7 separate regions of the Homo sapiens genome follow, and regions 2, 3, 4, 5, 6 and 7 are each linked to region 1. Evidence: chromatin loops called from intact Hi-C (ENCODE). Cell type or tissue: heart left ventricle. All regions are shown on one strand. Region 1 overlaps COBL (cordon-bleu WH2 repeat protein). Region 2 overlaps GRB10 (growth factor receptor bound protein 10). Region 3 overlaps DDC (dopa decarboxylase). Region 4 has its middle 180 kb from the start of GRB10. Region 5 overlaps GRB10 (growth factor receptor bound protein 10). Region 6 has its middle 13 kb from the start of GRB10. Region 7 overlaps COBL (cordon-bleu WH2 repeat protein).

Region 1 (4,000 bases):
TTTTCAGTAAAGGGAAAAAGAAACCCCCCCAAAAGAGATTAGATCTATTGAGATTATTTAGACTGGACACACTGTTTCCTGGTTGATAAATCTGCTACAGGGCTTCAGGGCAGGAAGTGAGGAGAAAAAATAACCAAAACATAAAACCCAAACGCAAATGGAATAGTCAGTATCTATCATACTTTCTTCTTTGGCCCATAAGGGACAAGATTTAAAGAGTGGATGCATCCTTTCCTTGTATGTTTTGTGTGAATAAGAAGTGGTAGGGAGGAATATAAAGACATCCTGAATCACACAAATCATCAACCACAGGATGGAAATGGATGGCAGATTGCCATGTCTAGCCCACACACACATCCTCTCTGCCAGGTAAAGTTGCCAATATTAAAAGTCAGATTTGGCTTGAAATTCTGGTTCTTCCTGGAATGTGTAAAGAGCCTTCCCAAAGGGCTCACATCCTTCAAGTAAGCCTTGAGCATAGCTTGGCAGCAGGTGCTCCCTGAGCACAGGCCGGCACTTGCCATGCACTGCGGAGCCCACCAATCCCACAGCTAACACCCAGGCTAAGAATCCAGTATTTTCAGGCTCATGTTTTTCCAAAAAGAAATTTAAAGGGAAAGTGATTATGTCCTATAGTCAGGAGCCTGAGAGGACCAGAGAGGCAGATGCAGCACAAACTTACAGAGTTGCTGTTCCAACAAGAGAAGTGTAGTTGGTGGTGGAAGTAAGCATATTTGTATCTCTGGCCTGTTTCTGCCTCATCCCTGCGCCCTTCGCTTGGCCCTTCTCTCTCAATCATTTCTCTCTCCTACCTGGTCTCTCATATGGGCAAACCCCGAATCTGCACCCACAGTGGTGTATTGGCAGAGCTGTGCAGGGAATGCCCCAGAAGGCAAATTACCTTTCATGTCTGCTGGCTCCATTCTGCCCCTTTACATTGTCATTGTCATATTAGTGAGGATTGGGTGCGATCAGGCCGAGGGCAACGTTTTGATGAGCTGGAACTGTCACTCACTGCACAAGTGGCCTACATTTGGAGTCTTCAGGCTCCATAGCAGAAACCTTAGATGTGAAGAGTGAGTTACTTAAGTTCAATAAATATAAAATAATAGTAAATGGTTATAAATTGAGACGTTTAGCTTCTAGTAGGAAAACTACAAGTCTCCATTTAATATTGCAAAGTGAAGTGTAGGAAGAACATTGATGGGGATTTCTGGGTTTTATGCTATTTTTTATATTTCACAGCTTTATAGGAGTGTAATTGACACACAAAAAACTGCATATGTACAAAGAAAGTATATAATATAATCAGTTTCGACTCTTGTATACACCATGAAACCATCACTCACCATCGAGTAATAAACATCCATCACCCTCAAGTTTCCTTGCATCCCTTAGTCATCATTTTTAATCTGCGTATGTGTATGTATATGTGTATATGTACATAAGACATGCACACAACTATATATATTACTTTATGACAGTACTGTACATCGAATGGGAAAGTTAGCAAAATATAGGTTTTAATAACAAATCCTAAATTAATTGAGAAGTAAAACTTCATTCTAGCTAATTGGGAAATTGTTTAAAAGGAGAACATTAAGTGTTAAAATTGATGACCCTAATGATAAAGCGAGTATTTGATCTGAGGAGAAAGAAAGCTGGTCGCAGCATTTTAATAGTCATCTGAATGCATCCTTTGTGAAGTGAAAATGTGGGGATGTGAGTGCACATACAACCTTTGGAACTATTTCTCCCCTATCCAAGTTTTCAAGAGGAAACAAAGGTAATTTCTCCACTTAATTTTCTTCTGCTAAAGAAGCATGAGTGTGTTCTTTAAACCATGTTTACCAAAAGTAGCTGAGAGGAGGTCAGCCCACCGCCTCTGCCGCTCAAGCCTGGCTTGAGAACCGCTGACCAGGATTGCTGGCTCTAGTCAGGAGCCCAGCTGCCAGGCTGGGGCTAGGCAGCGGCAGGCACCAGGGCAGCATCTGTCTTGGGCTCCACTGCAGTGGCCAGCTGCCCACTGACCCTCACTCCGTCTCTGCCAGGTTAGCAAGCAGTCGAAGGGGCTGCTTATTTAAGAGACAAGAGATTCTTGGATGACTTTACCCGCACATTTCAGCCACCAGGGGGAACCCTGATTATCCCATTGATAGACAGAGTTGAAGAGAATGGAAAGAAACATACAAGAAGTTAACATTGGGGCTTTGCTGCATTTATGCCAATATTATGTTGCAGCTAGTCACACAACAATTTAGTGACTGTAATTATAGGATTGAGTTCTCTCATTTACAAAGAGGGGAAAGTGAGTCAAGAAGAGTCTAGTAACTTGCCTAAGATCATGCAGCTAAGAAGGGTCTGTGCTCAGATGGCTGACTCCCCATCCTCTGTTACAGTGTGACTAGTGGTTCTAAAAAGGGATGTGTGTGTATGTGTATACATGCACACATACATGTGCATACATGCATGTGCACCCATGGTGCATGCATATCTAGACTCATGTACATGTGCATAGATGTATATACAGTGCATGTATGCATACCCACACAATACATGTGCACATTGTGTATCTTAAACATCTATGCATACATACACAAGTGTGTACAAAATATTTGTGTATATATACACATGCATACATATATGCCTACACATGGTGTACATATTCATGTTTGTATATATTCATGCATACATGCACATCTATATACATTTGTAACTTGTGTGCAAATATACATAACACGTGCGTGCACTCATACATCCATGTGTATACACTGTGTGTGTGTGCCTGCACGTGTGTGAAGATATGAGGCCAAGGACAGTATGTGGCTATATTAGCTTGTTGCTGCCAGTATGCTTCCCCACCCCCACGCCACCCCACACACAATATATCTCTGAGCCTGGTGCTTCGGTCACTGGCAGGCTTTGCAAGGATTCTGAACTTGTCCACTTTGGCCTCCCAGAAGTTATTGTCAGGCCTCTTGTTTGGTGCCTAATTTATGACTTGGAAGAGATTTAAAGATTAAAGAGAATATGGCCAGTTAGTTGTTTAAATGAATAGTCTTCCATAGTTAGATAGGGCAGAAATCCAAATCAACCATGTTAGTAAACTCAAACCTCATCTTTCGTCTCTGCCCTTGCACTTATGTCTGCCTCCATCTGGCTATTTATTAGCCAGGAGGCACCTTGCCATGAAGGAGGTGGCCTCTGCTTGAGTGCAGACTGCACAGTGGGACTACAGGAAGGTACAGCCCATGGAGGGGTGGGGGTCTTAGTCTTCATAGATTCGCTGCCAGCGGGGTCGGGGCAGGAAGTGATGATGGCTAAAGTGGCACCCCCTTCCCATGCACTTTTCCTGGAGTAACCCTTAAATCTATACCACAGCCCTATGAGGTCACTGCTGTTGTTATCATCCTCATTTTACAAATAAGAAAACAGCACGTAGATGATAAGAAACTTGTCTGCAACCAAAAGCAAGTTAATATTTAAGCCAGGACTTGAACCTTGCCAGTCTGGTCCCAAGCACCTGCTTAACTTCCATATCCCTCCTCCCTACTCTGTGTCCTGTTAGTCTGTAGGGAGGGCTACAAGGCTCTAACCCTGCTCATATCTCCCCAGGAAGCCATTCCCTGTGTCCACAGAGGAAGGAGAAAGTGGAGGAGGTGGTGCGTGCTGTTTGAGCTTTATGGGAGGATCTCTCATGTGCAAGCCCACCTAAGCCCACAGCCAACAACAAGTATGGGGCTGCACAAAAATACCAGGAAGGAGGGGCTTGACTCCAGAGGAAGGAAGATCAGAGGACACCACAGAGACTGAGACAGTCACCATGTGTGGGCCTGTCAAGCCACAGACACTGTCGTGGACTTCAATTACTTTAATATTTTCATCACAGTGCGCAGCAACACAGTGCACTGATATGTTAGTCTGCTAGGGCTGCCATGATATCATACCACAGAATGGGTGGAAATTTATTCTCTCACTGTCCTGGAGGCTGGAAGTCCGA
Region 2 (4,000 bases), 470 kb after region 1:
AGGCCTGGGCCATGCTGCCATTCACTCGTCTGTAGCTTCCCATCTGCAGAAGGAGACAGCAGATAGTTAACGGCAGAGAAAGGGACGCCCCACATTTTCCTCTAGTTAGAGCTGAAGCTCGGCAAACTTCTGGGTGTCAGAGTAACGATGTTTTATTTGGAATGACATGACTCTGACAAGTCTTTGAGGTGGGCACAGCTGCCCAGCATGCACCAGCGCTTGGGAGAAGAACTGGATCTCCTTGTCTTCTCTCTGGCGGTGCCGCGTGTTCCCCAGTGGGGTCTGAGCTTCCTCACGCCGTCCCATCTGGCCTGACCAAGCCAAACCATGGAATCCCATTCTGATCGGTGTTTCCCAAAGTATATCCTGAAGCACACAAGGCCTGCAAAGTGCTATTTTAGAAAGGGTGGGGGAGGTTTCTACATAGGTAAGATTGGAAAACTGCTAGGCAGTTACCATGAATATTCACATATTTAAGGCTCTGAGAAGTCCTGTAGTAAAATATATTTCTTTTACCTTTTCAGCATGGGATTTTCCAGTCTTATTTAACTGCTTTCCATCTTCACATTACAATCTAGACCTGGTGATTTTGCTGATGATTGTAGTTTGGTTTTGGATACATTTAAAGTGAGTTCCTTTTCAGGCCATTTCTTCTTTGTAGCTTTCATTGGATCTTTCTTCGCTTTCTGATGTATAACTATCTTTTCAGCTAACTCCAGATTTTCTCATGTAAGAGCAATGATTTTATGCCTTTTTTGTGCTATTCTAATTTAGGATTAAAAAAAAATTTTAAGGTTGTAGAAAGGTTGTAATAGTAATAGGATGAACTATACACACTTCGCCCAGATACCCTTATTAAGATTATGGCACATTTGCCTTTGTTCTTAGTTACTGTTTTTTCTTCTGAACCGTTTAGGAGTAAGTTGTGGCATGATGTCCCTTTAGTCTGAATTATTACAGTGTAAAATTTCTAAGAACAAGAACTTCTATAACCACAGTACCTTATAAAAACCAGGAAGTTAACATTGACGACGCAGTTCATTGTCTAATCTATACCCTTCTTCCTAATTGCCTCCTTTATAGCAAAAGAACATCTTCATCCTAAATCTTCTCTCCCAGCATGTATTCATAATCTTGACCTGCGTTTCGAGTAGAAGCCAATTCTTGTAGAGTGTGCCTGGGCTCAGCCTAGGCTCCTCACTCATGGTGAGATTCAGGCTATGCATTTTTGGCGGGAGCACCCCCGAAAAGTGATGTTGTGTCATCTTCAGTACATCGTCTCCGGAAGCCCTCAAGGTCAATTTGTCTCATTGCTAGTGGTGGTAATTTAGACACTTGATGAAGAAGATGCTGTCGGCCGGATTTCTCCACTGTAAAGCTATTATTTTCCCCTTTGTAGTAAATAAGTATTAACAGTACAATACTTTGATGCCATGAAAATACTCTTTTTTCTCATCCACCTTTCATCTGCTGGTTTCAGCATTTGTTGAAGATCCCCCCTCCTTCGTTAATTGTTAGTTACTACAGTAATTGCCAAAGGGTAGTTTTTGAATACATCTTGCCTTTATTTATTGGCTGACATTCTCCTCCAAGAAAGATTTTCATCTTCTCCCGTATTAATTTATTTGCTTATTTATTTTTAAATAATACTACAGACACGGATTCCGATTTCATGGGTTATGATTCATTACTTTTAAAATTCATTTTGATGCCCAGATTTAGTCATCCTGCCTCCTGTGTCTTTTTGACATGTCCTCATTATTCTTTGAGCACTTCTTGATATGCAGGCACAAAATAATCCTTTTCATCCTATAGTTTCCCTGCCCTAACCCTGTAGTCAGGCATATCCCCAAGGAGCCCAGCTTTTTTCCAATGGAGAATGACAATTCAGAATTACCGTCTTGGTGCTTGCCTGGTGTGCTGTTGCCCCTAGAGGCCACTTAAATGCCAAAGCACTGCACTGAAGCATTGTGGCTCCAAGCCTGTGTGTGTGTGTGTGTGTGTGTGTGTGTGTGTGTAAGAGAGTGTGTGTGTGTGATTAGTTCCAGATTTTAAAATATTTTAGCAATCAACTATTTTCCCTTCCCCAGGCTTTTTCTCCTCCGTGACAGCCAGAGTAATCCAAAGGCATTTGTACTCACACTGTGTCATCACCAGAAAATTAAAAATTTCCAGATCTTACCTGTAAGTATTGATGTTCTCAGACCAGTCCTTGTGGTTTGTTTTCTGGTTTCATTCTTAATGCAATTTTCAAGTTATAAACCGACAAGACCGGTAAGTATCAGACAGTTTCAAGGCTGCAGTTAAGAAACTTTCAAGAATTTCTTTACAGGTTTGTCTTTTGAAATTAGAAAAACATTTCCCTGGAAATAATCCTGAAAGTGGTGATAGGGTGTTGAGGCCCCCCTTGAGCCTGTGAGCTCTTGGTTGCAGCAGAAAGGGTACTGATGGGGAGGATCAAGGTCGCAGGAAGGGGAGGTGGAGGAGAATTAGCTGAGGGCCCACAGCTGAAAGGGTACTGATGGGAAGGATCAAGGTCACAGGAAGGGGAGGTGGAGGAGAATTAGCTGAGGTCGCAGCAGCTGTGAGCACGTGGGTCTGGAAGGCAGGAGTTGTGCAGCAGGATTGCCTGTTGGCTGCTGGAGTCTGAGGAGTCTTGTAATTTGTCCTGGTGTACACCAGGGCTATCCAAGAAGCGTTAAGTGGCCTCCCAAAGAGTAATTTTGTTTCTCCTTCCACATGGTCCTTGGATCTAAAGACCATTCTCCCTTTGAACAATTCCAAAAACTTCATTACAGAATACATTAATCAACACTACTTTTTTTGACAAAGCACTTTATGTTTGATTCGCCTGATGTTTACCTCTCACTTCAGTATGCCACAGTTCAATTCTAGTTCATGATTAGAGTGCTAGATCAGCGCCTACAAGAATTCAGTTTAGTTGAGAATACAATACACAAAATTAATAGCAGCTGTTTACATGCTGAATTGATAAATTCTGCAGGTAATGATAATGTTTGTGAAATGCATCCTGTGGAACCCAAACTCTACCAAAAGAGGCTGGCTGGACAGTTTCCTCTCAGAGATTCAATCTGCATGTCAGCAAAGAAAAAGCTCTGAGAAGGCTTAAATTAACTAAACTCACCTGTTTTACACAGTTGAACCTGGAGTTCTTCAGGCTTATCTGACCCCCAGGACTTTGTTATGATCTCAAGAATCGTGTAGTGACTGGCAGCCATGGACCATACAGGATGAGGAGGGTGTCTTGCTTAGCTTTTGTGAGCCAGGGGAAGGCAGTGTGCCACGCACTGTCTTTTCTGTGGCTGCTTGCTTCCTGCTGTGTGCTGACATCCCCACCTTACTCGTGAGGAAAATGAGGCTCATGGCTGTCAGTGGCTTTTCCTGCACCGCACTGGGGTGAGGAACAGAATCTGGGGTTGAGCCCAGCCTTCCCAGCTTCCAGCCAACCTTATATGCAAATACAGGAATTACTGTCCTAGGGAAAGTGCTGCATAGACAATCCTTTTTGTTCTTCTACTGCATTATATTATTCACACAGTTATAATTCTTTTAGCTCAAAATATAAAATGAAAAGTGATTGACATTTTAGGCTGGATGAGTAAATTAAAAAAAAAAAAGAAAGAAAGGGGGCTTTCGTGGTAGGCAGAGTGTGTAATGCCCAAATCCTACAAGTAACAAAAGAACAGCAACTTGGGACTTAGGGCATTAGGTGTGCAGCCTCTGTGTGTGAAAACTGGCTGTGGGATGTGCTGTTAGCTCTAGCAATGGTTTTAGAGTTACGAAGTGGTTCCAAGCTCATTAATTAGCCAAGCCTTAAGGCTGACCTATTCCCTGTGAACAACACGACCTCCTTTCAGCAGTGTTTTGCACTGTACTACAGTCATCCAACTGAAAACTCACTGAGTTAAAATAGGTGTTAGGAATATGATTCTCTCTGGGAGATACTGTGGCATTCCCCTGCTTTAATAAAAATAACTGC
Region 3 (4,000 bases), 600 kb after region 1:
TTCCAACCAGGAGCTATGAGCTGCTCCTGCAGCTACTCAGAGGTGAGTGAGGCCCAAAGCCACCTCCAAGACTCCCAGGCCACTGAGGGAGACAGAGGCGCAGACCACGCAGGCCCTGATGCCTGTTCTGAAACACACCTGAGACACCTCGATCCTCCAGCCTGCCCTTTGTGGCCCAAGAGGACATGCCCCAAGTCCTTAGCTAGTCCTCTGCCTGCCAGCTCTCCTCTTGCCGCTTGTGGCAGGCAATGATGCTGAGATCCCTGGCACTATGGCTGGCAGTGCATGAGTCAGGAGCCATGTGGGGACAGTCCTTGTTTGGCTGCCTGTTGCTTCTAAAGGAACCCAGGCAGATGGGAAGCACCACAGCAGCCCAGTCCCACTGGCATCCATCCACCAGGCTTGGGAGGCTCTCTGGGGTGATTGGCCTTCTGTGCTGCTGTGTTCCTAGAGAGGGCTGGAGATGGCACATCATGTGTTCACAGCCAATGTTTCATGGCTGATGAGGGGACAAACGCATGAACCTTATGAAAGATGGAATGCAGAAGGTGAAAGCTGTTCTGGAGCAGAGGGGCTTCTAAATGCGAAGCACAGGCATTAGGCCTCAGCATACCAGCCCCAGGAAGCAGGAGTGGCCATGTGGGGACAGCCCCGGGCAGCCACCGGGAAAGCACACACAAGTTGGCCGGGTGTGAGTATGGGAGCAGCCTCAGGGCCCTGGTGTGCAGAGCCCCCAGGGCACCTCTCAGCCCAGCTTTGCTCTTTCTATCCCTTGGGTGCAGGCACAAGTGTCACTGCCTCTTACTGAACCCTCTCCATCTGCCACAACCCAGGGATGTCCCTGGCCGTATTTCCCGGCATCTTCTCTTTGCTGCTATTTTAGCTACAATGCAGTGACCTCTTTCCCTCTCTGTGCTCACATGCACCTCTCAGGCTCCTCTATGATTCCCACCTTGAATGTGAATTCCAGGCAAATGTCCCCAGAGCATTTGCTTTGCTGGGCTCAGCAGGGAATGGGAAGGAATATCATAGACATTCTCATTTTGTTCAAAGAGGCTGGAAACCCAAACCTAAGGCGGTCTGGGGAGAAGATCCATCAGTCTGGGGAGAAGATCCCTGGATGGTGGGCTGCCTACTGGGCCAGTGAGAAAGTGTGGGGTGAAAAGGATGAGCAGACCCTGGTAGTTCTATCCCCCGTCAGTAGATGAGGGCACGAGGACAGAGTGTTAGTCCCAGGAGGAGGCTGTTCAGGACGCGAGGTATGGCAAGAGAGCTCTGTGTTCTTTCTGATGGTGAACGGCACACTGAAGATGTAAGACAGCACCATTTGCCTCCAGTTTGCACGGTCCTGGGTAAAGTGGGCATCATTATGCCTGTTTCATAGGGGAGGAGACAGAGGTTCAGAAAAGTTTGCTGAACCTATTGAAAGACAGGACCACGGACCTAGGTCACAAGCCACTGAGCCATGCAGCCCTGCATGCTATTTGGATGAGGAAACTGCATCTTCTGGAAGATGTTGATGGCTTATCAAAAATGGGACAAAATACAGGTTTAAAAATGATCAATTGTGGAGGAAAAAGTACCAGGAAATAGATCATTTGATGTCCGGGAAGCATCAAATATGAATTGACTTCTACATAAAGAATCCTTTCAGATGACCCATGAATGAGGGTCAAATGGGTTTTACTCCTGATTTATTTAAGTACGTCCATCAACAATCTTCCACAAAATGTGGGCTGGCCGCGCCATGCCAAGCCAGGTGCTGGGCTTGGGGCTGGGACTAAAAAGGCAAATGAGACAGAGTCCCTTTCCTCTGGGAACTTAGTCTGGCAGGAGGTGAGGCTGGGTACACAGGGGTCACAGCTGTCTACTGCAGGCACCCAGGAGCATATTGGGGGAGGGGACAGTGCATCGAATTCAGTCTCTGGAGAGAACATGACAACATTTGGAGCCACATTTGAGTGAGCATTCAATTAGATTGTGTGCATTTTCACTCCGGGACCACAGAAATTAAGTTTACCTTGGTATTCTTCCAAATGTTAGACTGAAATCTAACATTTTAATTTGTAGGAAGTTGACCAGTCGAGGAATGATTTTGGAACACAGCGCCCATGCTGAACCATGGCAGGGAAGCGTCGTTTTACTGACTGTTAGATAGTCAGTCAGCTAGTGGTGGGATAAGGGGTTCTTCTTTTAGATTTCCCAAAAGACAAGTTAGCTTAGTTCTTGAGCAGCCCAACAGCTTGCAAACAGTGCTGACCAGCAGACAACTGTGTGTGCAGGTTCGGCTCAGGCTCTGCTGCATGCTGGCTTGGTGACATTGGGCAAGTCACTCTCCATACCTGCTTTTGCTCCAAGAAAGTGGGGATCCGAACCCTTGTTTACAGTGCTGCTAGGAAGCTCAAAGGAGATAATGTGTCAACACACCGGGCAGGGCCTGGTGTGCAACTGGGGGGAACCACACTGAATGCCTGAGTCAGAGGTTGGGTCCCTGTTTCCCTTTTGACTTGAGAAGCTCCTGCAGAACCATGGCTCTGGGCCCTTGAGCTACTTCTCTTGTGTTCAGAAGCAGTTGCCACCTGTTCATTCCACCCACACTTTATTTTATTTATTTATTTATTTTGAGATGGAGTCTTACTCTATTGCCCAGGCTTGAGTGCAATAGCGCCATCTTGGCTCACTGCAACCTCCGCCTCCTGGGTCCTGCCTCAGCTTCCCAAGTAGATGGGATTACAGGCATGTGCCACCATACCAGGCTAATTTTTGTATTTTTAGTAGAGAGAGGGTTTCATCATGTTGGTCAGGCTGGTCTCAAACTCCCGACCTCAGGTGATCCACCTGCCTTGGCCTCCCAAAGTGCTGGGGTTACAGGCGTGAGCCACCGCATCCGGCCTTCACCCACACTTTAAAAAACACCTGCAAGCCCTCCTACTGGGGAGCAGTGCGGGACTCAGGACTCCGGCTAAGCAGTCCCACCCGGCAGATGGCCCAGCTGCGCTAGAGTGTCGCGCCTGGCTGCACTGTGTCACCCAGGCCCAGTAGGGAGCTGGCTCAGCTCTCCTCAGTGTCTCCTTTATAGCTGAAATAGAATATGACTGTTAAGATGACCACACAGTGCTGCTATGCTCACTTCCCAGCAGTCTCCTCGTCCCAGTCCTTCCTTACTCACTTCACCACATCTCCATCCCTCAGTGTGTGGGGGCCGGTCAACTGACTGGGTCTGGGAAAACCAGAGGAAGGACAGGGAAAGCTTCTGGAGCACCAGCATGGAGACACACATTGTGTCTTCTGATGAGGGGTCTTGGGGTCACTCCATGGTGATCAGTAGGACCAAGAGGGAACCAGTATTGCTCTAGAAAACAGTGCCAGAACATCTGGGGCAGAAGTGGCAGACAAGAGCAGGTTCTGGCTCCCTCCTTCCTCGTAGGCAAGGACATCAATGAAAATTACCCCCTTATCCCCACTGGATGGTGAGCTCACTGGGGGCAGGGCCGTGTCTTCCCTGTTTGCTCACCACGGAACCCTAGGGGACAGCCCAAGGTCTGGCCCTGCTGTGCATGCCGCAAACACCTGTTGAGTGAAAACAATGAACATCACTGGCTCCCAGGTCAACAGTCCCCATCTGTGTTCCTTTCTCTTGGAGATTTGCAAAGAAAGCCTCTGCCCACATCACCGAGGGCCCTGCCATCCAAGACAGGCCATGGCAATGGGAGCAGGTTGGCCACCAGGGAATCGGCTGCCTCCAAGAGAAATAGGCGAGCCGGTGAGCCGAAAAGGAAGCCAGCTTTTAATATCTTCCTCACTGATGGTCTGTTTCATGTTTCATTTCAGCATTGGCAGATACCACTGGGCAGAAGATTTCGCTCTTTGAAAATGTGGTTTGTATTTAGGATGTATGGAGTCAAAGGACTGCAGGCTTATATCCGCAAGGTGACTTTGTTTTTATTATTTATCACGGTAAAATTGCGGAGGTCTTTCGGGACTTTAGAAATAAATTCAA
Region 4 (4,000 bases), 100 kb after region 1:
TGTCTTCTTTTGAGAAGCGTCTGTTCATGTCCTTCGCCCACTTTTTGATAGGGTTGTTTGTTTTTTTCTTGTAAATTTGTTTGAGTTCATTGTAGATTCTGGATATTAGCCCTTTGTCAGATGAGTAGGTTGCAAAAATTTTCTCCCATTTTGTAGGTTGCCTGTTCACTCTGATGGTAGTTTCTTTTGCTGTGCAGAAGCTCTTTAGTTTAATTAGATCCTATTTGTCAATTTTGGCTTTTGTTGCCATTACTTTTGGTGTTTTAGACATGAAGTCCTTGCCCATGCCTATACTATGCAGCCATAAAAAATGATGAGCTCTTGTCCTTTGTAGGGACATGGATGAAATTGGAAATCATCATTCTCAGTAAACTATCGCAAGAACAAAAAACCAAAACCACATATTCTCACTCATAGGTGGGAATTGAACAATGAGAACACATGGACACAGGAAGGGGAACATCACACTCTGGGGACTGTTGTGCGGTGGGGGGAGGGGGAAGGGATAGCTTTAGGAGATATACCTAATGCTAAATGACGAGTTAATGGGTGCAGCACACCAGCATGGCACATGTATACAGATGTAACTAACCCGCACATTGTGCACATGTACCCTAAAACTTAAAGTATAATAATAATAAAATAAAAATAAAGAAAGAAAGAAAGAAAGAAATAACAAAAAAAGAAAAGATAAAAAAACAACTCCTTCCCACTTGGGGCAGGGCAATTATACCCATTCATTCTTAGGCCTTCAGGCAGTACTAGGGAGTGACCCCAGCCGATTGCCCTCAATTTCCAAGGAGCCAGTAGGCAACAGCCTCTGAAAGACTGAAAAAGAAAGTGGGATGGGAGTGGGGGGCGGGAAGGTGGAAATGAAAAAGACCAAGGTTCCTTAAGCTAATGAAGAGGTGGCGGTCAGCCTTCTCCACATGGAAACCCCTTAGTTTCACTGGCCATGGCCAGAAACCTGCAGTTGCTTCCATGTTTACCTGCTTCCCACCAAGGGTCCCAAGTTGGAAAGGAAAAGAGAGAGGGAGAGAGAGAGAGAGAGCCCCTGAATGGAGCAGAAAGGAAAGGGAGAAAAATGAATCCCAAACTTTGGGCTTATCTCTTCCTTCTGGCTGGCTCGCCAAAATATGTTAATGGTGGAAGGTGTCTAGGCTCTTGACGTCCTCAACAAAGAGTTGGACAAAATGCACAAAGCAAGGAGGGAAGGGTTTTATTGAAAATGAAAGCACACTCCACAATGTGGGAGCGGGCCTGAGCATAGGGGATCAAAGGCCCTGTTACAGAGGTTTTTTGAGTTTAAATATCCACTAGAGGATTACATTGGTGACTTGGTGTACACCCCATGTAAAGGGAGAGGATGAAATAAAGTTACAAAGTCATTTATAGTGTATGCCCTATGGAGAGGATATTTCCTGTTATAGCTCAAGTGTGAACTAGCCTCATATTCTCTGCCTCCAGACCCTATTTTCCTGCCTCGTTAGGACAGCTATGTTATTGTGGCTAGGCCAGAAGTTCCTGCTCATCCCTCACTGTGGTGTAAATGCTACAACATCCTTCCCACTTCACAGATGAGCAAAGGCAGTCTCAGAGACATTGAGAGACATGCCTGGGTTCACACTGTAAAGTTTTTGCAACGCAATAGCTTAAACATTAAAAATATTGATTTAACACGTTACCATTTTTTATGTCAGCAATAAGGGAGATTTGCATAAAGGAGTCAGATGTTCCTTGTACTAGTTTTCTGTTTGTAATTTTTGTAGCTTTGACATTATCTCCAAATTAAAGTTTACAGAAAAAGTGATCATGTTTTGACTCCCACTAAAGCCAGCCCTCGGGCTCCATGCTTTTCATGCATTGTCTGCAATTCTCCTATGGCTTGCACGTGGACATCAGTCCACTCCACAGATGGGGAAACTGAGGCTTGGTGTAGGTGGGCAACCTGCCACAGGTCCTGATGGAACTGGTTAGGCGTCTGCACCCAGGTGCCTGTGCCTCCCAAGCCCATATTCTTTCCATCCCCTTGAGTGGCCTCTGTAGTCAGTCTTCAAAGACCTGTCCTTTAGGGTTTAAATAAAGTGTTCACAATTTGGGACTCAGTTGTCCTGTGTCCCCAGATTTGGAAACCTCTCCCTGTTTGGTGCCTTCCACCCTTCAGAAGTCAGCTCAGCCTCTCTCTTCAGAAACAAGATCTGAAGTCCTCATTATCCAGCAAAGATGAGGAGGAGGAGGAGGAGGAGGAGGAGGGGGAGGGCCAAGAGGAGGTCTCAGTGGCTTCACTGATGACAAAGAGGCAGCTGGAGGCTCCCTGAAGAGACCAAAGCCCAGGAGCAAAGGCTGGAAACCTTCCAGAAGCGGAACCAGAGCCAACAATAGAGGAGCAGCAATTAAAACTCCACTGGCCTGGGCCCAAGGGGCGGCACCTCCCAGTGCCTTGTGCCTGCCTGGGGAGGTCCTGCCTGCGGAGATGACTCAGCACAGCCCAGGGGCAGGCCTGCAGCGACCTGTGGGGCAAAACCCAGAGCAGAGGTGGGGCCATTCAGCACCACTTTCCCACCCAGCTGAGAGCTGGCAGACCACACCAGGCACCACCACCAGGCTTCCTGCAGGGCAATGCAGGCACCAAGAGAAGAACCCCAGCGGTGGACACATCTCACTCATTTTAAAGCTCTAAACAGAAGTCGTTGTTTAATCTCCCATTGAAGTTGGATTATCTCTGCTTCTGCTAATAAAAGCTGTCATTTATGGAGCACTTACACCAGCAACATTTTATCAAAGGGAATATGATGTTCCTCATGTTGAAGGTGAGGCTCGGGTCATTTAAATAATTTTCTCAAATCATGTGGCTAAGAGGAACAGAAACTATTGCTTACACAAAAATCTCCTTTATACCAAATCTCATGCTTTTGACCAGTGGTCAGACTGCTGGTGTTGGTCTTCACATGTGCTGCAGCCTACATGGTCGGGCGTCCAGCCCTCCCATGGGTCGAGTCCTCATTCTAATCTATCCCTTAGGGGCTGTGCACTCATCTGGCCACTCTGGTCCTCTTGAAAGGCTTTGCTGGTTGACTCACACTCCGCGGGTTTCCTCCTGAACGGCACACATTTTGGCGGCTCCCCTCCCCTCCTCACCCTCTGGGTGCTGGATGCCCAGGGCTCCCTCCCAGCCTTCCTTCCATCCCGGCCCTCACTCCCTGCCTTGGTGTTCTGGCTCACTTGTACCCATAGCTCTATGGACCCTCTCCCCCAGCCTCTCAGCCTCCCTCTCCAGTCTGGACTCAAGATTGGAATCTCTGCCAGGACATCTTGTAACATCTCAGACCTCTTTTTTTTTTTTTTTTTTTTGAGAGTCTCACTCTGTTGTGTAGGCTGGAGTGCGGTGGCATGATCTCAACTCACTGCAACCTCTGCCTCCCAGGTTCAAGAGATTCTCCTGTCTCAGTCTCCTGAGTAGCTGGGACTACAGGTGTGCACCACCACACCCAGCTAATTTATTTATTTATGTTTTGTATTTTTAGTAGAGATGGGGTTTCACCACATTGGCCAGGCTGGTCTTGAACTTCTGGCTTCAAGTGTTCTCCACCTGCCTCAGCCTCCCAAAGTGCTGGGATTACAGGCGTGAGCTGCCACACCCAGCCTCTGACCTCTTATACTATCTCAGACCTCATGTGCCCAGGCCAGAAGTCTCCACTTTCTCCCCCACACCTGTTTTTATGCCAGTATTTCCCATTGCAGTTAACAGCGTCAACTTTACTCAGATGCCCAAGCCCCAACCTAGGACACACCCTTAATTTCTACTTTTTCTTCACCTGCCTCCTCCAGCCAGGGAACCAGAAAGCTGTTGGGCCTCTGTCTTCCAAACATACCCCAACTCTATCCACTTATCCCACGGGTTTTCCACCACCTGGTCAGGCTCCAGCCGTGCAGCCAGGACCCCTTGCCTCAGTTTCCCACCTGGACCCCCTTGTCGCCTATGAGCCTTTCTCTATAGGGC
Region 5 (4,000 bases), 370 kb after region 1:
TCATGAACATCTAGAATTAGACAGCAGTGCCTGCTGTCACTGGAGGTCTTAGTGTAATAAAAGAAGCAAATGAAGAAACTAAAATGTAAACATTAGAAAGGAAGACTGAAATATGTGTCTTTTTGCAAATAATTATTCAAATAGAAAATTTACACAGATATGTTAGCACTTTTAAAATGAGCAAGAATTCTCTAAGCAGATATAATGTGAGATCAACATGTAAAATGGAATAGTACTCCTGTATGCCAAGAAAAAACAATTGGGAAATGTAATATAAAAAGAAATCCCACTTATAATATTAACAAAAATTATAAGCTATCTAGGAGTATATTCAGGAAGATTACCAGGCATTATAGGATGTTTCAGAGCATGAAAACAACCTGAGTAAGTGGAGAGCTATATTATGATCATGGATCAGGAGACAGAATATAGTGCAGATGTCACATTTTCTCAAGTTTATCTTTAAATTTAATACAGTTGCAGCCAAATTCTTAACAGTTTTGTCACATGTGACTTGAAAAATGTTTCCTAACTTTAATAAGAAAGAGTGAAACTCAAGAATTTGAAGACAAATTTGAAAAACAACAAGGCGTTTGGAGGATTGATTTGCACTATCAGATAGCAATCCCTCTTATGTGGTATCACAACTAAGAAAGGATGTTGTTAGTTCAAGGCCAGACAAATAGACCAAAGGACCAGAATAGATATCCCATAAGGAGACCCACACATTTATGGAAACATACAGCACAGTGAAATCACGGCAGAACAGAGATTACAGGAACCATGACTGTTCACATGGGGTGGCAAGGAATGGAACCCTGCTGCGTATTCTACACAATAATTGGTTTCAGGCCAATTAAATAATTAAAAGTGAAAGAACAAAATGCCTTTTATTTGTTTGAATGACAAGAATTAATGAATAGTGAGAATCTTTATTCTCTTAGGCTAAGAAAGACTTTTGTGAATAAGACTTAGCACAACCATAAAGGGAAAATGGTAAATTTGACTGTATTACCATTACATATTTCTATGTAGACGTTACAGATGATATTTAACATGCTGAAAGGCGCACTTCAGCCTGGGAGAATAATTTGTAACTTCTTGCATGTACATACAAAAATGCATGTAACATGCAGAGTATTAGTATCCTGTTTATGTAAAAAAAATCCTATAAATAAAATAAGATAAACAATTACATAGAAAAACTGGCAAAGAACATGAGCAGGCAGTTTACAAAAAAGGAAAGCATGATGTGTTTGTGTCTGATTCTGGATACTCATTTCACAAGAAAAATGGAAACCAACTGAGCTGGAAATCAAGGAAGCCTGTGCTCTGAGGGCTGTTAGATGGAACAGAAAGACACAGATCCTTCTTTTAAGTGGGTCCAAGTGCAGAGTGTTCATCCTCCCTCTTGGCGTGTTCACAGCCCTGTGAGTCTGTGCAGAATGGACCTGGGGCTTGCAGCTCCCTGGCACTGGGTACAAAGGCTCCTTCCCTCCCTGGGGTGGGGTGGGGGTGGTTCAGCCCACAGCACAGCCTACAGGAGTCAGTGCCTTCCCTTTCCCATCTCTGTGCCTGACACCAAGTTCAACTTTGGGGATTCTTTTTAACGAGATGCTTTGGGACCTATGACCAAATCTAACAAACATACAGTGCGGTTCTTTCCTGCTTCCTTAATTTTCGAGGCATAATCAGATGCTGCCATCATAGGCTGTAGCTTTACATGGTATGTTTGATCCAGAGTGGCCTGGATCCTTGCATGGAACCTGATGTTTAGAATAAAAGATTAGCTGTGACTTTCCTTGACCTGTTACTGCTATCTGGCAAAGAGGATTTATTGCTCCTGTTTTATTACCTTGTTCCTAACTAATGTAAGCAGCTTATTTTTGTGTGACAGTTGCTAAAAATGCATCCCACATTTCTTAGCAGCACACAGCAGAGAGGGATGTACTTTTCTTTGAAAGGGGGTGGTTTTGCAATAGCTGGAATTACTTTTGACGATTTTGAAAAAACCTTTCTTTATTAAAAATATATAAAACAAAATTAACCATTTTAGTCGTTTGTATAAGTGTACATTAAGTGGCATTGGTCATGTGAACAGTGTTGTGCAACCATCACCATTTATCTGTTTCCAAAACTCTTATCACCCCAAACAGAAACTCTGTACCCATTAAGCAATAATTCTCCCCAGTCCCTGGTAACCTCTAATCTACTTCCTGTCACTTGATTTGCCTGTTCTTAGTACCTCATGTAAGTGGGACCATACACTATTTGTCCTTTTGTAACTGGCTTCGCTCAGCATGTCTTCAGGGTTCACCCATGTTGTAGCATGTGCCAGAATTTCCTTCCTTTTGAAGGCCAAATAATATTCCATTGTGTGGATGGACCACATTTTATTTTTCCATCATCTGTTGAGGGAGGGACACTTGGGTTGCCTCCACCTTGTGGCTGTTGGGAATAGTGCTGCTGTGAACATTGACATACAAGGGTCTGAGTTCCTGCTTTCAAATCCTTGGGGTATGTATCTAGAAGTGGAATTGCTGGATTGTAGGGTAATGCTATATTTAGTTTTTTCCTTAACAATATTTTTGAGATGTGAAGTTTTATTTTTAGAAGTTTGGCCTCTCAGTTTTAGGCAAATTTTGTCTGATTGTTGTTACTGCTCATAACCCAAGCAGAGATTCCTGGCCATGCCTCTCACCAGGAACCCAATTGAGTAAAGATGCCCAAAGGGTTGAAAAAGAGATGTTGAAGTCTGTGTACAAAAGCAGATAGAGTTGACTCTGTAGAGAGCTCCCAAAGGCTCATGAGCTTAGTGGGCCGTGTGGTGCAGTGGTAACAGCCTGAGAGGCTGCCAGTGAGTGCTGGTTTCATTTGAAACTCTGCTGTCTTGTGTACTGAGCCTCAGTTTCCTTGTCTATAACATGGGACAACAGTGCCTTCTTTGTGAAGTTGTTGTGAGAACTGGAAAGAGGCGTCTGTAAAGCACAGGATATCATGTCTGCCATGGTGTGCCCTCTTTAAGAAGTAACTCTTGCTGGTGAGTGCGAAGAAGTGGGTCTAATTCTGGAAGGCGGTTTGCTACTGTCTAACAAAAGCCTTGCAAAGGTCATACATTTAAACCCATCAATTCCAGGAATTTATTTCAATGACGTGTGCATGTGTGTGCATGTATATCCATTTCAATTCAATCAATAGCATATTCCCCTAGAATAAAGGAAATAGGGAAAGACAAGACTGATCAGATAAACATTACATACACTGATGATAGACTATTATTCTGTCTTAAAATATGTTAAATATCTAGTAATTTGAGAAGATGCTCAGATTTACTGAGTGAAAAAAACAGGGAAACAGGTTACGGTACTGTATGGTCCCAATTTTGTAGAAAGAGAAAATAAGAGCACAATATATGTTTTATATAATGATGTTTAATTTGGGTGGTGGGATTATGGGTGATTTTTATTCACCTTGTAATATTGTGCATTTAAAAATTTTGAACAAATGTAACAATTTTTCATAATGAAAATAAAAATATAATTACTATTATTTTTCATTTTATTTAAAAATACAATGACAGAACTTTGAATGTTTATTATCTAAACCTATAGCAGACAGGAAGGAACAAAAGACCCTGGAAATTCCTGTAAGTTCACCTCAGTAAGAGTTGGTTTTGGCAGCGGTATAGTATTGGAAGAGAGAGGCCAGCAAAAGGAGCCATTAGAACTCACGGAGTCCAGCAGGGTAAGTCCATTTACCTAGGAGCAAATAGCATTACACCTCATTAGCCCAGTGGACATCAATCATGCTCAGAGAGAGGACTGAAGTCAGTAAAGGTTGCGTTATATTCTTTGCCCCTGCTTAAGAAAGAAAGCAGCCAAGAGGATGACGTACGACATGTACAAGAGGGAAAATGAAAATAGGTCCTCTTGCTGGAAGGTGTGTTACTCTCACTCCCTAGAAAACTTACTGATCCAGGATAATGCCTTCCTCAAAGGTT
Region 6 (4,000 bases), 270 kb after region 1:
TGCTTGAACCTGGGAGGTGGAGGTTGCAGTGAGCTGAGATTGCGCCACTGCAGTCTGGCCTAGGCGACAGAGCCAGACTCTGTCCCTACCCCCTCCAACCCCCCACCAAAATCAAAACAAAACAAACAAATAAACAATGACGGAAAATGGAATTCTATGGAAGTTCAAAACAATAGCTGTACCAGCCTGGGCCCAGAGAGACGGGAGGCACGACGGCATCTGTTTGGGTCTTTGTACTTTACACCATCCTTATGCTGAGCCCAACTCGCCGTTCCTCACCTGGTCTCCATTGTGCAGATCCCACCAGTACTTCAAGTTCAGAATCCCAGGTGCAGGCTTCTGATTGGTTGGGTCACCCTTCCGCCCACTGGCCCACCTACCTACAGAATGGGAATCTCTGGGCCAAGCGTCATCCCTGACCAATTTAATTGGTACTTAGGAATCAAGGAAAACCAGGGTTGTGGGGAAACTCTAGACAGAGCAGGGCTAGCTGGGGGGCACTGTGCTGGTAGGCCCCATAACAGACATATCCGGTGCTCTCATCGCCATATAAGCCTATACTTGACAAATAAGTATAAATAGTTAAATATAAATCTGACAAATAAGTCCCTTCTTACCCCTCCAGCTTGGTGTGTTATCAAAACTCTAACCCCAGACCCAGCAGCAACATTCTGTGACTAAATGCAACTACTTGGTACTGCGCCCTGAGGGAGCCAAGGTCTTTCATGGGTTTGGTCTGAGAGACACGCCTGTCCCTCAACCCCAAAGGCCTTTTCTTCAGTTCTCTTTGCCTAACTTACCATCTTTGATGTTCTAGGGTGCCATGGGGGCATGGCAACCACTGGGAAGCCTTCCTTGAATGCTGCCAGGCTCCCCACCTCTAGACTCCAGGGTGGCCTGTCCATCTCGTTTTGGAGTGTTTGGAATACTGGTGTGGATGTAGATCGTGCATCATGCAGGAGTCTATTAAAAATGGGCTGGGCGTGTTGGCTCACGCCTGTAATCCCAGCACTTTGGGAGGCCGAGGTGGGCGGATCATGAGGTCAGGAGATAGAGACCATCCTGGCTGACACAGTGAAAGCCCGTCTCTACTGAAACAATACAAAACAATTAGCTGGGGGTGGTGGCAGTCGCCTGTAGCCCCAGCTACTCAGGAGGCTGAGGCAGGAGAATGGCGTGAACCCGGAAGGCGGAGCTTGCAGTGAGCTGAGATCGCGCCACTGCACTCCAGCCTGGGTGACAGAGTGAGACTCCGTCTCAAAAAAAAAATTGCAGATGAACCCTGGAAGTGTGAACTCTCCAGAGCTTGGGTGGGCCCAGGGATGTGTAGTGCAAGCAGGCTCCTCAGGTATTCTGGGGCAGGCACTATGATTATATTATGACTATAGACTACCCCCTTCCCCTTGCAGGGGTGGGCAGGCGGCTGCTTTCCAGACATGTGCTCGCATGTCCACATGGGCCGCATGGGATGGTGGCTGGGCCGTGTGACTAGCAGTGGCTCATGAGAGCAGAGGCGAGGGCCACTGCTGCTCAAAGCAGTTAGCTGTCAGGGTGCCATTCACCCTGACTACTTTCCCTTTGTCAAGGTTACTGGCAATGTTTGAGACAGTGCCCAGGTCTCAGAGGCTCCTGAGAAATTAATTCACTGGACAGTATTCCCCAGTAATGACTATTCACTTAGTGCCCTCTCTGTCCCAGGCACTCCACCTGCTGGAAGGACACTAGTGAAGGGGCACAGAGTTGCCACAGTCACCATGCTTACAGTCAACAGGGGAAGACAGATGTTAATCAATTCATTACTAATTAAAAATTAGAGTCTATCAGATTCTCTACTTTCAGCTGAAGGAGGCTTCTAGCTCATGTTTAGATAATTGAATTTCTCACTATCACGGAATCCTGTGTCCTGACACCTAATTCCAGCTTATATGTTTCCCCTTGGGGAAGTGCTTGAACTACAAGCCTCCCTGTCTTGCCCAGTATGCTGAGCTCTCCAGGATAACGTATAGGCTGCATGGCTAGATTCCACTGTGGCTGCCACCCTGTTGAGAGGGAGCATTGTGCGTGGGCAGGGGCATCTGGAGTTTGGGGGAAGGGAAGGCTATAAGATACAATCTGTATATAGGATTGGCTCATCCAGGATCACTGCACAGAGGACAGCTGCAGCTTCTGCAGCCACAAGAGTGACAAGTTCATGAACTTGCATCAGAAAGTGTCTCTGAATGGGTTCTGCCCACTGATGTCTACAGAGAGCCAGGAAATGTAGGGAATGAGGGCCTGTCCTAGGAATTCTAGAGACCTATGCTAGCAGGAAAACACTTAAGGACATTTATCTTGATCACTTCTCTGTGAATAGTAATGTCTGAAAACCCATACATTTTGAGACAACTAAATGCAATACCTGACTCTAGACCTCAATAGTGGATCTTGTAACAGAGGGAAAGAAATACTATGGAAGACATAGTCAGATCAACTGACTATACCGGAATATGGACCTAGATTGGATACAAGTATTTTATCAATATAAATTTACGAATTTGGTGACTATTGTGGTTATGCACATAATATCTCTACTCTTAGGAAAGACACATCAATGTATTTAGGGGTAAAGGGGCCATAGTGTATGGAATTTACCCACAAGTGATTCCAAAAGAACATATGTCTATGTATCAAGGAACTTTTGAAACCTCTATCAAAGCCTCCTTGCCTATCAGGCTATCTGACTGGTGTAGGCATGGATTGCTGTTTGGACCTTCAGCAGAAGCTAGAAGGTTCAAAGCTGATGCATTTGTGAGAAGTTGGCTCAAACTGAGTTTTCTGTTCTTTAATTTTCTTTTGAGTCCTTTGTCTGCAACAGGAGTCCTCTGTGTTCCTTTCTTCTAGGAATCTAAAATCCTTTGATATCATCCTCTCTTGATTTTCATCTTACGTGTTTCTGAGCTTGGACCAATAGGCAAAAATTTAGGGAGGTCTGTTTCAGTTACAGGGAAGGATGACCTTTCCATGAGTAACATCTGTCTAAGGTGGAATAACTCCTGCTAGAAGCAGGTGCCTACGAGGGGCTTTGGTACAATACCGTACATGGCTTCCAATCCTTGCTCTGCACTTACCAGCTACTTGACTTTCAGCAAGTCACTTAACCTCTCCAAGATTCAGTTTCCCAGTCCGTACACAGTGGGACTCTAACAGTAACACCTAGAGGGCCACAGTGGGGGTTACATGCAAGGATTCATGAAGGTTTTGCACAAAGTGCACGCTCTATGAAGGCAAGATATTGTCGCAGCTGCGTTTAGAACGCCAAGACCCAGGAAAAGACATACTTATCGTTATGCTATGTGTATTAGAGTTTTGACTCGGTAGAGATATTAAGAATCACACTAACGACAATGGCTTCCGTCAATTGGGGGGTAGGGGAGTCTTTTTCGCAGTCACTTTATGTTCCCAGTATGACCTCATTTAATCCCCAGGACACCAACCCTCAGGCGGGCGTTATTAGCCCATTGTAAAGATAAGGACACCAGGCTTGGCAGCATTAAGAAAAAATGAAGGGCCTCTCACTCCACCCGCACTTCGATACTCATACGCAGATGGGGCAAACTGAGGCTCAAAGAGGTGAGGCCCCAGACCTGGCTGGCTGTGAGCAAACCCAGGTTTCCTTTTCCCAGGCCGGGTGCCTTCAGCCCACGACAGAGTACGGGGCAGCCCCAGCTCTTCCGTCCCGTCCTGCTGCGCCCAGGATAAAGGATCTGGACTGCGCAGTTAATACTTTGTGCGTTTCAAACAGTTCGCTTATAAATTGTCTTTCGGGACAGGTCCAATTTGTCCTTTCACTGGCGAAGCCTCCTGAGCCGCGGCGGTCGTGGTCCCGCGCCCGAGTCCCGAGGACAGCAGGAGGGGGGAACCCGCTCAGCAGCCCGGGGCAGGAACCTCCGGGAGCTTCTGGCCCCCCGGCCGTCCGGCCCGCGGCCCGCGCCCCCGCGCCACGCCCTGCGCCCAGGCCCCG
Region 7 (4,000 bases), 54 kb before region 1:
ATCCCAGGCACTCTGCTAGGACTTTTATGCACATCATCTCATATAACTTCATCTTTACAATATCCTTATAAGGCAGGTTCTGTTATCTTCATTTTACCAATGAGGACACTGAGGTTTACAAAGGGAAAGTGAGGTCCCAGGGCTGCTACTACTGCCAGTAAGCAACAGAATATGGGCCTGTCTGATGTCTTTTCTGCATGGAGCCATCATGCATTGATGCTGATTCAATCCAAGAGAGTTGTGTAACACTTGGCAGAGGGGGGTGCAGGGTGACTGTGGCTCTGCAGCCTCTGCCTGGGGTGATGTGGGTGAGGAGGTGGCATGGTGCTGTCACATGGCGTAGCACTGCAATGAGTCACTTCAACATGATCTTGTTAGACATAGAGATTCTGAAATGAAGAAAATGTTTGACTCATTTACTCGTCATTGACAGGGAAGTCATGCATTTGCTGGTTGAGAATCAAAACTCAAAGATTTAAAAACAATTGTATGCATCTTCTTGAAGGAAAAATGTACCCCTGCTCCATCATTCACAGCCTCCTTGAATTTTTCACTGGAGTGTTTTCTTAGCACTGTCTGTTCATGGTGCTCTTTCTCAGCAGCCTGTTCTGCTTGTGCAGAAAGTCCTACTGCAGTTGAAACATCCTGGCAGAAAATGAAAGAATTGGTTCACCTCCACACATGGCCTCTTGTCAAAAAAATTAAGCAAAACTGGCAAGTTAGCGACAAGGGATACAAGGCTCTTGTTCTGTAGAACTCTGTTCCCTTGATGGAACTACTTAGTAAATGGGGTTAACTTCATCAGGCTAGCCAGCTCCAAATATACATAAACTCAAGAAGTCTGGAACCCATGTCAAATTCATGTTAAAAGGCATGAACTGCCAAGCCATTACTGTAGGCATAGCCAAATACATTGTAAATATATCTGTCAGTTTTGCTCAGATACGGATATCTGCCTGTTTTTTGAGATGCTTCCTTTTGTTTTGGCTTTACCCAACTTCCAAAAATCTGTCTGTCTGCTCATACAGTATGTTATGAGACTTTAAAAGTCTTGATAGGGACAACAAATAAAACAAGTAGGATTCTTTCAGGCCTAACTAAACTGTCTTTGAGTCTACATTTTACAAAAATAATTATGTCATTCAATTTTTTTTTTTTTTTTGAGATGGAGTCTCGCTCTGTCGCCCAGGCTGGAGTGCAGTCAGTGGTGCGATCTCAGCCTACTGCAGCCTCCTCCTCCTGGGTTCAAGCGATTCTCCTGCATCAGCCTCCTGAGTCGCTGGGATTATAGCCATGCGCCACCATGCCCTGCTAATTTTTGTGTTTGTAGTAGAGACAGGGTTTTGCCATGTTGCACAGGCTGGTCTCGAACTCCTGACCTCAGGTGATCCACCAACCTCGGCTTCCCAAAGGGCTGGGATTACAGGTGTGAGCCACTGTGCCTGGCCTGACATTTAAATGTTAAATGTGCCAGATGTAAAGCATATCTGCCATTTTAGTAAATTAACAAAACTAGCAAAGAGCTAAATAACTGAATTGATACTAATGCATTTTGTAATAAACAGCCAAGTATAGGTTGTATTTATATTCTACAATGTGGAGACGAAAAAACAACACTTATGATGGTACAAAACAACCTTTCTAAAAATACTGGGGAAATAGAAGTGCTGCAGAGATCATCTCTGGCGTCCAGCTGCCTCCTCCCATCCTGGAGATGGTGAAGATGAGGACAGCATTGTGTTCAGAGGCACAAAGGAAGCCGAGTTCCTGTCCGACACAAACATCCCTGGGAACCTGTGGCACCTCCCACTGCAGAGCCTGTGAAAACAGCCAGGCTGCAAGGATCCTCCTTGGTGGAAATAGCCGGGCAGCTAACGCCAGTGTGCAGAGAAAGGAAGCTGGAGCTATTTTAGTTGCTTAACGTCTACCTTTTGTTTGTGGATCGTTTCCTCTCTGACACTTGTGGCTAAAGAAGCAAGTGTTGTTTGAAGGAGATTAGAGTCTTAAGTATTTTTAACACTCACTAGAGTGTGACATTGTATGGGAGCTCTCTGTGATAAAATCAAAATGAAAGGTGAGCTCGCCACTCTCCTGCACGTTGACAGTTTAGCAACATGGAGGAAGTGGGAAGCTGGCTTTGTGTTAGAGAGTTATGCTGTTCAAATATCCATCATTTAAGTATGCTGTTCTTATCCTTGTACTTCGTCATACTTTGTCACTTTGGTTTTGCCTGTCAGTCACGTCAACAGTCAGTATGTTTTTCACTATGAAGGGAAACTGCTGGAAGAGTGAGTTCATTATTTCTCTCACCTTTACATTTTGCAACTTTATATGTATATTCATGATTCTGTCCAGCCACCTTGATAATCCACAATCAGAAAAGTGGGTTTTCAAATATAAATCAGGATTTTAAATTTGCAGCAGTGTAAAAAGATCCAATTCCTGTCTTTGAGGCACTGTTCAGGATTTGGAAACTGAAGCTGGGTGCAGAGCCTCCTAGGCACCATCTCGTCTTGAACTTACATTCTGAACTCAGCCTTGACTGCTCTGGGTTCATTGTGGTTAACTAACCTTCAGCTTCAAAGACATTTGATTTACTCCTCAACCAAACTTACAAAATTTTAGTATCTGCAAAGCTTTTACTTTTGTGCACCAAAGGACACAGTCAACAGATTAAAAAGGCAACCCGCAGAATGGGAGAAGATATTTGCAAATTATGTATGTGATAAGGGATGTGTTGTATGGAGAACTCCTTCAACTCAACAACAAAAAACAAACAACTCAATTAAAAAATGAGCAAAGGGCTTAAATAGACATTTCTCCAAAGAAAATATACAAGTCAGCAAGCACATGAAAAGATGCTCAGCATCACTAATCGTAAGAGAAATGCAAATCAAAACCACAATGAGATACCATCTCATACCCATTAGGATGGCTGCTATGAGAAAAAACACAAAAGAAAAGATGCGTTGGCGGGGATGTAGAGAAATTGGAACCCTTGTGCATTGTTGGTGGGAGTGTAAAATGGTGCAGCCACTGTGGAAAACAGTATGACAGGTCCTCAGAAAATCCAAAATAGAATTCCCCATAGGATCTAGCAATTTCACTTCCGGGCATATATCCAAAATAATTGAAAGCAGGGCCTCAGACAGATACCTGTACACCCATGTTCATCGCAGCATGATTCATAATAGCTGAAACATGGAGGTAACACAGGTGTCCATCGATGGATGAATAGATAAACTGTGGTTTGTTCATTTGTTTACAATGAAATATTATTCTGTAATAATACAAAAATAAATACTTAAACATTTAAAAGGAAGGAAATTTTGATACATGCATCATCATGGATGTACCTTGAAGACATCATGCTAAGTGAAACAAGCCTGTCACAAAAAGACAAATACACAAATGCCATGTGATTCCACTTAGATGAGGCACTTACAGTAGTCAGATTCATGGAGACAAAAAGTAGGATGATGGTTGCCAGGGCCTGGGGGGTGGGAATTGGGGAGTTATTGTGGGATGGGTAGAGTTTCAGTTTTACAAGATGAAAAGAGTTTTGGAGATTGGTGGCACAACAATGTGAATGTACTTAACACTACTGAACTGTACAATTAAAAGTGGTTAAGATGGTAAATTTTATAGTATGTGTATTTACCATAATTAATGATAAAATTTAAAAAATTATTTAACCACTTCCTTTAAAAGGTATAACCTTAAGTAAGATCTTTTTACTTAAATATGGTAAATATAGTTTCTCCAAATGCCTTACGTGTGTTATATTTTTGAGTAAAATATTTTCAGTGAACCTAAGAAGGTTCACTGATGCCTGAAACATTTTTAGTGGGTAAATTTATTTGACAGTGAAATAACTTATATTTTAGGCCATTTACCCTCCCTCTCCATGTATTTTCTTTCTCCTTTGTATGTTATACCATTTGACAACACTGTTTTGACCCCCTTGTTTGATCCTTGCAAGCTAGAGTTATAAAGGATT

The links. Peaks named below come from ENCODE experiments on the same cell type or tissue, not always from the same donor. Only the 100,000 strongest peaks of a DNase experiment are listed, where the experiment ranks them.
Region 2: a loop joins it to region 1, with 2.2 times the contacts of the local background. A loop is called at or near these places in 7 of 110 quality-filtered maps.
Region 3: a loop joins it to region 1, with 3 times the contacts of the local background. A loop is called at or near these places in 40 of 110 quality-filtered maps.
Region 4: it touches region 1 in a loop (2.5-fold over the local background); 5 of 110 quality-filtered maps call a loop at or near these places.
Region 5: a loop joins it to region 1, with 2.3 times the contacts of the local background. A loop is called at or near these places in 26 of 110 quality-filtered maps.
Region 6: a loop joins it to region 1, with 5 times the contacts of the local background. A loop is called at or near these places in 60 of 110 quality-filtered maps.
Region 7: it touches region 1 in a loop (4-fold over the local background); 14 of 110 quality-filtered maps call a loop at or near these places.

What each region holds. Positions count from the first base shown.
Region 1 is chr7:51,065,991-51,069,990 of GRCh38, reverse strand. All of the region lies in intron 7 of COBL (cordon-bleu WH2 repeat protein), which reads left to right. Among named protein-coding and RNA genes, the nearest start is that of COBL, 250 kb to the left of the region's middle. In heart left ventricle, a CTCF peak has its summit at 2,123 (motif pointing right); no DNase peak of the experiment used is centred here; H3K27ac peaks cover 1,086 bases.
Region 2 is chr7:50,593,621-50,597,620 of GRCh38, reverse strand. GRB10 (growth factor receptor bound protein 10) reads left to right here. Exons shown (of 19, transcript NM_001350814.2): 18 at 2,091-2,184. Among named protein-coding and RNA genes, the nearest start is that of DDC, 30 kb to the right of the region's middle. In heart left ventricle, a CTCF peak has its summit at 1,899; no DNase peak of the experiment used is centred here.
Region 3 is chr7:50,470,003-50,474,002 of GRCh38, reverse strand. It overlaps DDC (dopa decarboxylase), which reads left to right. Exons shown (of 15, transcript NM_001082971.2): 12 at 3,832-3,930. Among named protein-coding and RNA genes, the nearest start is that of FIGNL1, 22 kb to the right of the region's middle. In heart left ventricle, no CTCF peak of the experiment used is centred here; no DNase peak of the experiment used is centred here.
Region 4 is chr7:50,961,571-50,965,570 of GRCh38, reverse strand. No RefSeq gene overlaps it. Among named protein-coding and RNA genes, the nearest start is that of GRB10, 180 kb to the right of the region's middle. RefSeq lists an enhancer at 1,938-2,453. In heart left ventricle, no CTCF peak of the experiment used is centred here; a DNase peak (open chromatin) is centred at 2,420.
Region 5 is chr7:50,695,336-50,699,335 of GRCh38, reverse strand. The region is part of intron 5 of GRB10 (growth factor receptor bound protein 10); the gene reads left to right. Among named protein-coding and RNA genes, the nearest start is that of GRB10, 86 kb to the left of the region's middle. In heart left ventricle, a CTCF peak has its summit at 2,453 (motif pointing left); no DNase peak of the experiment used is centred here.
Region 6 is chr7:50,793,623-50,797,622 of GRCh38, reverse strand. No RefSeq gene overlaps it. Among named protein-coding and RNA genes, the nearest start is that of GRB10, 13 kb to the right of the region's middle. In heart left ventricle, a CTCF peak has its summit at 1,705 (motif pointing left); no DNase peak of the experiment used is centred here; H3K4me3 peaks cover 657 bases; H3K27ac peaks cover 547 bases.
Region 7 is chr7:51,120,145-51,124,144 of GRCh38, reverse strand. The region is part of intron 6 of COBL (cordon-bleu WH2 repeat protein); the gene reads left to right. Among named protein-coding and RNA genes, the nearest start is that of COBL, 190 kb to the left of the region's middle. In heart left ventricle, a CTCF peak has its summit at 1,859; DNase peaks (open chromatin) are centred at 294 and 1,802; H3K27ac peaks cover 2,115 bases.